Linked DNA regions of Homo sapiens: region 2 is linked to region 1. The links are chromatin loops, found by intact Hi-C in ENCODE. Cell type or tissue: IMR-90. All regions are shown on one strand. Links, peaks and the distances in the headings refer to the core of each region. The heading gives the core; the rest is flanking DNA.

Evidence for each region. A loop is a pair of places that touch in the nucleus more often than their neighbours do. Peaks named below come from ENCODE experiments on the same cell type or tissue, not always from the same donor. Only the 100,000 strongest peaks of a DNase experiment are listed, where the experiment ranks them.
Region 2: it touches region 1 in a loop (12-fold over the local background); 18 of 110 quality-filtered maps call a loop at or near these places.

The regions. Positions count from the first base shown.
Region 1 is chr5:74,670,131-74,675,517 of GRCh38, reverse strand. It overlaps a transcript of HEXB not described here. Among named protein-coding and RNA genes, the nearest start is that of HEXB, 12 kb to the left of the region's middle. In IMR-90, for the core only: a CTCF peak has its summit at 2,386 (motif pointing left); a DNase peak (open chromatin) is centred at 2,357; H3K27me3 peaks cover 274 bases.
Region 2 is chr5:75,263,600-75,268,986 of GRCh38, reverse strand. No RefSeq gene overlaps it. Among named protein-coding and RNA genes, the nearest start is that of ANKRD31, 29 kb to the right of the region's middle. In IMR-90, for the core only: a CTCF peak has its summit at 3,142 (motif pointing right); no DNase peak of the experiment used is centred there.

The DNA.
Region 1 (5,387 bases), core at 171-5,170:
AATAGCAAAATGAGGAGGAGAAAGAGAACTAGTGGAGCCTCTTGTTGCTCTTTGCTGAGCACTTTTTTATGTATCAACTGACAAAGACCCTCTCTTGACCAAACTTTAGTCAGGCTCTGAGACCTGACTAAGCCTCTTCTGGACTAGACTTCGACTTTGGCCCCCATTCTCCCTGGACCTCCATAGCCCAGTTCTAGCAAGAATCCAGATAATTAGTTTAGTAAGAATCCCCCACTGTTGATATTTAATTGCTCTCGATACCTGATTAAATTTCTCATCCCCATCCTTGATGTCTGATCACCCTGGCCTGCCTTCAGCAGGAATCCTCTTACCTTTGATGGTTCCTTTTAATAAATTGCCATCCACTGACCCCCTCACTCTGCTGGTTGCTTATAAATTTCCAGCTGTCTTTGCAATATTCAGAGTTCAGCCTGATCTGACTCCCATGTTGCAATAGTCTTGACACCTATTGGAATAGTCCTGAATAAAGGCTTCCTTATCATTTTGACAGGTGTCCAAATAATTTTTTCTTTACCACAACTTATTTAGATAATATCCTCACAATATCTGTGGATCAGCTAGCTATGGGAAATGAGGAAAAGAGGAATTTAGGAAATTTATCAGATTTCTAGCTCAGACTTACAGGTAGATAATCTATCAGTCATTCAATGCTTAGTTACAGAGAACTGAGAAAATAAATAAAATTTAGAAGCTTTTTGGAACCTCCAAAAATGCCTTAAGCCTTGACAGAGATGTGACTGTGATCCGCATCACATATGCTTACAACTTCTGTTCTCAGATTATAGATTAGCTTACTTTCTTATTTTTCTCATTCTGTATAATGACTAGAGATAAATAAATGGCATCTGAGATAAAAACCTCCTTTCTTCTTCTTCTTTTTTTTTTTTTTTTCTGAGACAGAGTCTTGCTCTGTCTCCCAGACTGGAGTGCAGTGGCGCAATCTCAGCTCACTGCAAGCTCCGCCTCCCGGGTTCACGCCATTCTCCTGCCTCAGCCTCCTGAGCAGCTGGGACGACAGGCGCCTGCCACCATACCTGGCTAATTTTTTCGTATTTTTAGTAGAGACGGGGTTTCACCATGTTAGCCAGGATGGTCTCGATCTCCTGACCTTGTGATCTGCCCGCCTCGGCCTCCCAAAGTGCCGGGATTACAGGCTTGAGCCACCACGCCTGGCTGAAAACCTCCTTTCTTCTTAATTGATGACCTTGGACTCTTGTTATAGATTTAACTTCCCCTTTGTTCTAGTTTGTTTAGACCAAATGACAAACAACCAATGATTATTACACCCTCTGTTAAAAAATGTCAAATGTACCCTTCTCAAAAAGAAACATGGCCTATAGCCAATTAAATTGCTATAAGAATGTGCCAGACTCACATGAATAATAATGTTGTAATTCTGCTAAAAATTCCTCTGTTCCCACCTATACAAATGAAATATTTACTTCCCTGCTTCTGAATGCCAACTCCATTCCTTTGGAGTTGGTGTTTCTGGGTGGTTCATCCTCACACTTTGAGTATAACTAAATTCTGACCCTTTTGATTATTGTAGATTGACAGAACAGAATCCACTCCAGCTAGCTTTAGGAGGAATTAACTAATTACAGAGTATCGAGTGGCTCACAGAATCCTTGTGAGAGCTGAAGAACTTGGCTCTTGGCTGAAATTTCTTGAGTAACTGCTCTTGTCATGACCAGGAAGCTGCATGCCGGATGGAGAAGCCTCTGCTATAGGTGCTAACTCTAGAATTACACCATTTCAGCTCCAGTCTACACAGCAAAGGGATACGTCATGCCCTGTCTCAGTCTCCACCTAACTCACTTCTGAATTCAAGGCTCATGCAATCACATCTAATGAGCAGAAACTAAAGAACATGGAACCCCAGCAGCAAGGGAGTCTGGGAAGTGTAGTTGCCAGCCTCTGTTCTACCGGAGGACACACTGGGAGGAGGGGAGATGGATGGATGCCTAGTGAGCCACTTCAGCATCCCCATGGACAGTGATACAATTTGTTGAGGTGGGTGGACAGCCTAGGACCTGGGCAGACAAGCAAGCAAAGCTGCCTAACTCCTGCAGAAGTGGGAACATTCTGTGGCAGGGACGGAGCTCCTGAAATTAGATGATCACATTTTTCTACTCTCATGACATATCCATAAGCAACCCGAAATATTTGTGAATTCTGTCACTGCAATTATGAAAACTGAGATTGAGTGCCATCTGGCAAGGGGGAGCTAAACTGGCCTGTCCAGAAGGGCAAGAAGACGGCTTGGAGTTAAATCTGCTCTGGCAACTGGCAAGCATTTCTCCCTGCTTTGCTAAAATTAGCCACAAAAACAACTTTCTCTTCCTTATCTATTAAACAGTGCCATCTGGTGGGAATCCACACTATCTTGTTCCCCAATTCTCTACCTTTTCTATTAATGAATACTATTTATATAATTTGGGTATTCATTTGATCTGTTAATGCAGACCAAGTACCAAGATGCTAAGAAAAAAAAATCTGAATCCATCTGGAAACATTTTGGTGACCAAAGGCTGCTCTGATGCCACAAGAAGCAAACCTTCTAAGGTTTCTAAATCCAAAGTCTCCAGACTGGGGGCAAAGTTCATGTTGGCAACTGCATGTCTCCTACCCCTCTTAAAAATAGTCCTTCTTAACCTTCCTTCCACTCTCTACGATTTGTCTTGTATATGAGATGATGGAGAAAGCTGAACCGGGAGGGGACTGGGAAATGTAATAGACAAAGGACTTAATTTGACGTGTGGATATGAACAAGGAGGTGTGACAGGACATCTCTCAGGGAAGCAGAAATGGCACTAGCTACCCAGTGCAGGGTTTGCTAAGAGGGCATTGCTGTCAGTTGGCATGTCAGCCTGCCCTCTCCTCCCTTTTAAAGAAGTCTAGAGAGAGGTGGGGAGTTTGTCTTCGTGAGAGAGAATGTTCTTGGGGGCTAGGGATTGGAATTTGGTTCTGCTCTCTGTCAGAGGCATTCAGTGTGGTCTATAGCTTCAGAGGCTGTGGATCTGACTCTGGGGCATGGAGTGAGGGCTCACTTCTCACCAGGACTTACAGGCAGGCAGCTGGCACTGGTGGAAGTGCTCTGGGCAATATTGGCACGAAGAGCTGTGCAGTGTGCAAAGGACCAGAAAGCTCAGCTGGAAGCCTCCAGAGGCAAGTGGAAAAATAACTGCTTTTTTGTTGAAGATATGCTGGTTAGCTGAGGGGACACTGGGCTTCCCTGGAGGGCTGCCCTATTGGAGCAAGGAGTACATTCCCTGAAGGGCTCGCAGTGTGTACCACAGGCAGGGAGATGGATGAGGGGCATGTGGTGACCACTTTGACAGTTCACAAAGTCATGACGCTAGAGAGGGGTCAGGGTGGGGGCTATTGCCTGAGAACAAGCATCACATATATCGGGATAGCAGAAGCCTGGATCAGACTGCAAGCTTTGCAGGAACAAAGCACACAGACCTCATCAGCCCAAATTCCAGTGTGAGGCACAGAAGCAGGAATAACCAACAGCAAACGAGTGGCCGCCACCTATTCTCACCAAGGCGCCGGTCTCCATGTGAGGAGAATACTTTCCTAGCATTCACCAAGGAGTCCTCCCATTGCAGACAGACAGAATCGGACACCCAGGAAGCATCTCAGGTATCATGGGACCTGGGATTTTTAACCTCACTGTGCATCAGGCTCATCTTGAGAGCTTTGAAAAAAATATCAGTGTTTGAGTTTTGGCCCAGATCTATTAGAAAAGAATCAGCAAGTATAAGATAAAATTTATTTTTACAGTTTTACTGAGTGTGATTGACATACAATAAATTGCCTATATTTAAAGTATACAATTTGGTAAGTTTTAGATACATGGCGGTGGAACCATTGCCACAATCAGATATTGGACATACCCATCACTCCCCTTGTTTCTTCAGGCCCTTTTGCAATCTCCCCGCTTCACCCTTCTCTCCCCTCCCTGCCCCTGGCCCTACCTTCCATCCAGACAAGTACTGATCTGCTTTCTGTCACTACAGGTTAGTTTGCATTTTCTAGAATTGTATACAAATGTACCATATGGCTTTTTTTTTTGTCTGGTTTCTTTTACTCAGCATAATTATTTTGAGATTCATCCAGGTTGTAGTGCGTATCCACAGTTTATTCCTGTTATTGCTGAGTAGTACTCAGGGTGTGGAATTTGTTTATCCATTTACTAGTTGATGGACCTTTGGGTTGTTTCCAGTACTCAAGGGTTCAGTGGACGTAAGGTCTGATGAATACATAAGATTAATGAGGAGACGATTATTATTTTTATGGGTCTTGGAACACTTTGTTGCCAGTACTCTTGTGGCATTGTTGTCCCTTACTGTAGTTGTTTTTTTACCATCAGTCTTTCTGTGTACCACCCTATCCCTTGAGGATAACAATAATACTGATATAGGACTTTTCTCGGTCACTTTGCTGGCTGAAGACTTCCTGTCAGGAGACTTCCTGCCAGCCTTGCTGGGACCTGGGATTGCTGCAGAGATGCTCTGTCCACTTGGCCTCCTGGGCTGCACCCGGCCTGCATTCTGGTACAGATCCTGCAGCCACCGTGACTATGTGCTTGGCCCCTGGTGGGAGGGGGTGTGTGAGCGAGCAAGTGCGGGGTCCAGCCAATTGTTCCAAGCAGCACAGGAGCAGGCTCTGTGTGGGTCTTGTGGCTGGACCAGGCGTGTTGCAAACCACTCCCACAGTGGACTCCAGCATCTAAACAAGAGGAATGCAGTGGCGCCCGGGCAGGTGCACCCATGACCCCAAAGTCCCAGAGGGGGTGTTACAGAGTGCTAATTAGCTCTTTTAGTCTTGCCATCCACAGCCTGACTGACAGCATGTTAACAGTTCTGTTAGCATCTTGCCCCACCCTGGCTGGCAGCTCTGGGGGCTGGCTTGGCCCTGCTGCTACTTCCTGTTACATGAGGCAGCTGCGCTTCACTGGCGGAGGGCAGAGGGCCACAGTAGTACAGCCTTCTGTGTATTCGCATTTGGTGGGTCTTGGGTTCTTGTTTCACCTCTGAGAAGAATGAAATTGGGCTGACAATTGAAGGGCGAGGAGGGTGGAGAATAATTTTATTGAGCAATAAAATAGCTCTCAGCAGAGAGGGGACGTGAGGGTGGTCCCCCGCCTGAAGTTGATGGTTTCTCTCAGTGTGGCTGAGTCCAGGGCTTTTATGGGCTCAGAATAGGGAGTGTGTACTGACTGGTTTGTGAGTAGGCAAAAAAAAAAAAGAGGCTAAAACAAAGGCACCACTCACAGGTGGGCATGAGAGTGTACAAAAAAAACCAGTTAGGGAAGTGTAGGTATATGTAAAATAGGTGAAGGGTGGGGATCAATCAGA
Region 2 (5,387 bases), core at 62-5,061, 590 kb before region 1:
CCTATCTTCACCAACTTGTGTTTTGAGGTTTGTAGAGAGACCTTGTCACCTGGCTGTGTTGCAAATGTTGCCAATGAGTTTTTGGTTTTAACATCTACTTTCTCTGTTTTTATGTAGAGACTGAAAAACTGTGCTACTGTCACTGCTATCACCTTGTTTTTCTCTATTATATTACCACAATCTATGTATTTTTTAGCCTATATATGTGTATAATTTTTTTTTTTTTTGAGACAAGATCTCACTCTGTCGCCTGGGCTGGGGTGCACCAGTGCAATCTTGGCTCACTACAACCTCTGCCTCCCGGGTTCAAGTGTTCTCATGCCTCAGTCTCCCAAGTAGCTGGGATTACAGGTGTGCACCACTGTGCCTGGCTAATTTTTGTATTTTTAGTAGAGATGGGGTTTCACTATGTTGGCCAGGCTGGTCTCGAACTCCTGACCTCAGGTGATCTGCCTGCCTTGGCCTCCCAAAGTGCTGGGATTATAGGTGTGAGCCACCGGTGGCTCCCAGCCTAGGCAATATATTTTGAGTAGCTCTGTCTTTTTTTTTTCTGAAGGTTATATAAATGGGTATGTTCTTCCATACCTTCCTTTTGGCTGAACTTTATGTTTTCAAGTCACTTATATTGATACAACTGTAGTTCATTTATTTTAGCTGTTGTATTATATTAACATATCACAATTTATTATTTATTCTTCTGTTAATACACTTTTTTCCACTTTTTTTTTAATAAAAAAGGCTCTGGTGAATATACTGAACTTGTCTCCTAATGTGCCTGTGTAAAAGCTTCCAAGGGAATATATCTAGGTATATGTAAATGTGGAATGATGTTACTTTTAATTTCAATTTACATTTTACTCATTGAAAATAAAGTTGAACACCCTCTCGTGTATTTACCCACTATTCATACTTCCTCTTGTGAGAAATGCCTGTTCATAATCTTTGCCCATTTTTTTATTGGATTGTTTGATTTCTTACTGATTTAGAAGAGTTCTTTATATAACCTAAATATTAATTTCCTGGTCATATGTCCTGCAATATTTTCTGCCGGTTTATGCATTGCCCTTTTTACTCTCTCCTTGCCTTTTCAAAGAACACAATTCTTGCTGGGCGTGGTGGCTCACTCCTGTAATCCCAGAAATTTGGGAGACGGAGGTGGGCGGATCACTTGAGGTCAGGAGTTTGAAACCAGCCTGGTCAACATGGCAAAACCCTGTCTCTACTAAAAATACAAAAATTAGCTGGGTGTGGTGGCACACGCCTGTAATCCCAGCTACTTGGGAGGCTGAGGCACGAGAATTGCTGGAACTCAGTGGACACAGGCTGCAGTGAGATCATGCCATTGCACTCCAGCCTAGGTGACAGAGAGAGACTCCATCTCAAACAACAACAACAATAACAAATAACACAATTCTTAATTTCTATGGAGCAAAGTTTATCAATCATTTCTTCATGAATTTTGTTTTTTGTGTCTTGTTTATGAACCTTCTCTATCTTGCGATTATATAAAGATATTTTGTATTTTCTTCCAAATTTTTAAAAATTTGGCTTTTTCATTGACCCATCTGGAATTGAGTTTGTGTCAGTTTGAGGTATGGATCCAGAATCAATTTTTCATACACAAATAACTAATGGTTCCAACATTGTGTCTTAAATATTTCCTACTTTCCCTATTGATCTACATTGCCAAGCATTTTCATACATGCATAGATCTGTTTACGGGGTCCCCATTACCTTTCAGTGAGCTATCTGTCTACCACTGATCCAGTATATCATGATATTTTAACCAACAGAGCTTTAAAATATATTTTAATATCTGATAGGACAAGTCCTCCCTTCCCCTAACTCACATTTGCTGACTCCCCAACATACTGCCTCAAAAATTCCTCAGTAATGTTCTATGTTCTCCTGTCATAAGCCAAATTGGAACAACATAGTCCTAGATTGCAAGACTGGGTTTACCTAACTTGTGTGGATCTCAGCCCAGCACCACATGTTGATAGCCATAAACAGGTATTTGTTTCATAGGTGTGCATGGGAATGCTAATACTATTACCTAGGTTTCCTGGATTTTCTTCTATGGGGAAAACATTTTCATAAATGTTAATTGATCATGGAGAACTGCCCATGAAAATTGCAAGGAAATGATTAATCATATCTAATTTGTAGATAGAGAAATTGAGGCACAGAGAGATTAAAGTGTCTATGCTAATAGGGTTAAAAAGTAATGAGGCTAAAGAGCCCAGGATGCCTGACTCTCAGGCCATCCCCTTCTTATAACTGGATAATGTTGAGAGAGTCTCCACCTATGTTGTAAAGGTCAGAATGCTAACTAATTTTAGGAATGTGTTACCAGCTTTCTAGGAAAAGGGCTGCTTTTGTTAGGACTCAAGTTTTGGTGGGAATAAGAGAGGTTGCAGTCATAGTTTCTTTATCTACTTCTACAGACAGAAGTTAGGAGCTTCTTTCTCTCAGTCATCAGCTATCAGCCATCATCTACCTAGGATCAGAACCTCCAGTGAAAGTGAGATGAGATAGGTAATGCAGCAAGTCAAAGGGAAAGATGGCAAAGATCTTTGGGGGAGCAGGCTTGAATGATGAAGGGAAACCTACTTTTGGTTAGGCGAGCAATGACTGAGCTGCAGTTATCTTAGGATAAGAACTCTGGATTCTATAAATCTATCTGTCCCAATGATTTTGCTTTATTCTTTTCTTCTTTTGCTCCCTCCCTAGCCCACCACTCCTGCTCTCTCTCCTCTGTTACTCTCTGCTTCTATGCCTAGAGACTTCTGTTTCTGAAAGATGCCATTCTACGCAAATTCTTCCTTTTTGCTTTTGGAGGTTTTCACACTGTGCTGGTACTCTTGCTTCAGATCTTTCCTGAGGTTCTTCGTGATAATGCCCATTATGTAATGTAGTAACAACTCTTGTCTATGTTTATAGCAGGCTAAATGAGGAAATGCTGGCTGTACTTTATCTTAAGTGTCTACATACACACCCATGCATGTAACAAATTAATCACAGGAGAGATTTTGTTTGAAGACTTATGGCTTTTTTTTTGCTAAGTCAAATTTGCCATCTATATGGTTGATCCTTATGTAGGAAAAAGTTTGTCTTGTCCTGTCTCTAAATACCCACTAGATGTTGCTAAAGGGCTGGGGGGAAAAAAGAATCTTAGTTTTCATTCAAGACTTCTGAGTTACTGAATTTCAGAGTTCAAGGGACCCTTAGAGACGTGGGAAATGTTAAGGATAAACATGGGAAGTATATCTTCAAAAGATAGGAAGGAAGTAATACTGACTAAGGAATACTGAATGTTTAAAGGCAATGTTAGTGGCTGGGCATGGTAGCTCATGCCTGTAATCCCAGCACTTTGGGAGGCCGAAGCAGGTGGATCACATGAGGTCAGGAGTTCGGGAGCAGCCAGGACAACATGGTGAAACCCTGTCTCTACCAAAAATACAAAAATTAGCCGGGCATGGTGGCACATGCCTGTAATCCCAGCTATTCGGGAGGCTGAGGCAGGGGGAATCGCTTGAACACAGGAGGTGGAGGTTGCGGTGAGCTGAGATTGTGCCGCTGCACTCCAGCCTGGGCCACAGAGCGAGACTCTGACTAAAGAAATTAAATAAATAAATAAATAAAAGCAATGTTGGCATAGTTGAAATTTGTGCATTAGCGTTTTGACACCTACTTGTCAACTAGATAGCAATGTCATATCTTTAGAGATTAGCCCTCCCACAGCACGAAACTAGACAGAAGGTTCAGATCAAATTTCAAAAAACTGTGCAAACATTCTAGACATTATAAAAAATCACCATCTTTTGATCATGAAAGTACTGCATTAATATTAAAGCAATTAGGGAAACGTAGGTAATAATTTTATTATTATTATTATTTTGAGACAGAGTTGTGCTCTGTCATGCAGGCTGGAGTGCAGTGGCTCGATCTCGGCTCACTGCAACTTTGCCTCCCAGGTTCAAGCAATTCTGCTGCTTCGGCCTCCTGAGTAGCTGGGATTACAGGTGTGCATCACCATGCCCAGCTAATTTTTTGTATTTTTAGTAGAGTTGGGGTTTTGCCATGTTGGCCATGCTGGTCTCAAACTCCTGACCTCAAGTGATCTGGCCACTTCAGCCTCCCAAAGTGCTAGGATTACAAGTGTGAGCCACCATGCCCGGCTCATGGGAAATGTAGAAAATTACAATGTAGAACCCCACCACTCAGGGTGACTATATAATATACTACATAATTAATACTAATATACTGTATATAATTAGTGTATACTATATAAATTAACATATTGTGTATTAGTATTAATTATGTCATATATTACATACAGTTATATACTTTACAATTGACATACATAATAACATATTAATTATATATTATATGTATATCTTCATCCTGTGGAAGCAATGAAGAATAATAACAAAAAAATCCATCTGTGATGCACAAAACAACTCAAGACAGGGGGCATTACTAATGTTTTTGAGTCCCCTGAGACTTCTTCCCCATACCATTTATCTGCCTCTCCCAAGAAGTAATTGCTACTCTAAATTTTGTTTATAATTTATTCCTTTTATTTCAAGTTTTACTACAAATAATTGGGTCCTAAATAACATATTATTTAGTTTTTCATTTTTAAACTTTGTAAGAATGGTTTCTAAAATTCATTCATGTTGATATCTTCACTCATTTTCTCAGTCATAAGATACCCTGTCATGTAAAGTACTGCAATTTATCTGTCCATTCTCTTCTTGATGAATATTTAGATCTATTCCCTCCATGTAATGACAATTGGGCTGTGTCTACTTCTTGGCTATTATAAAAAATGTTAGGCATGTGTCCTGGTGTCCTGTAGGGATTTTTCTAGGAGTGGAATTACTAGGTTGTAGGATGCATGTTCAATTTAGGAAATGCTGCCTAACTGCTTCCACAGTGCTCGTATCTCTTTATATTCCTGCTAGTGGTATGTAAGAGTTCCTGTTGCTCTGTGACCCAACCAGCACTTTGTGTTCTTGGACTTTTAAATTATTGTCAATCTGCTAATTATGAAATTGCATCTTATTATGGTGTTAATTTGCATTTCTATGATTTCATCTTTTATTTGTTTATTTTTGAGATGGAGTCTCACTCTGTCGCCCAGGTTGGAGTGCAGTGGCACAATCTCTGCTCATCGCATCCTCCGCCTCCTGAGTTCAAGCGATTGTTGTGCCTCAGCCTCCCGAGTAGGTGGGATTACAGGCATGCACCACTATGCCTGGCTAATTTTTGTATTTTTAGTAGAGATGGGGTTTTGCTATGTTGACCAGGCTGGTCCCGAACCCCCGACCTCAGGTGATCCATCTGCCTCAGCCTCCCAAAGTGCTGGGATTATAGGTGTG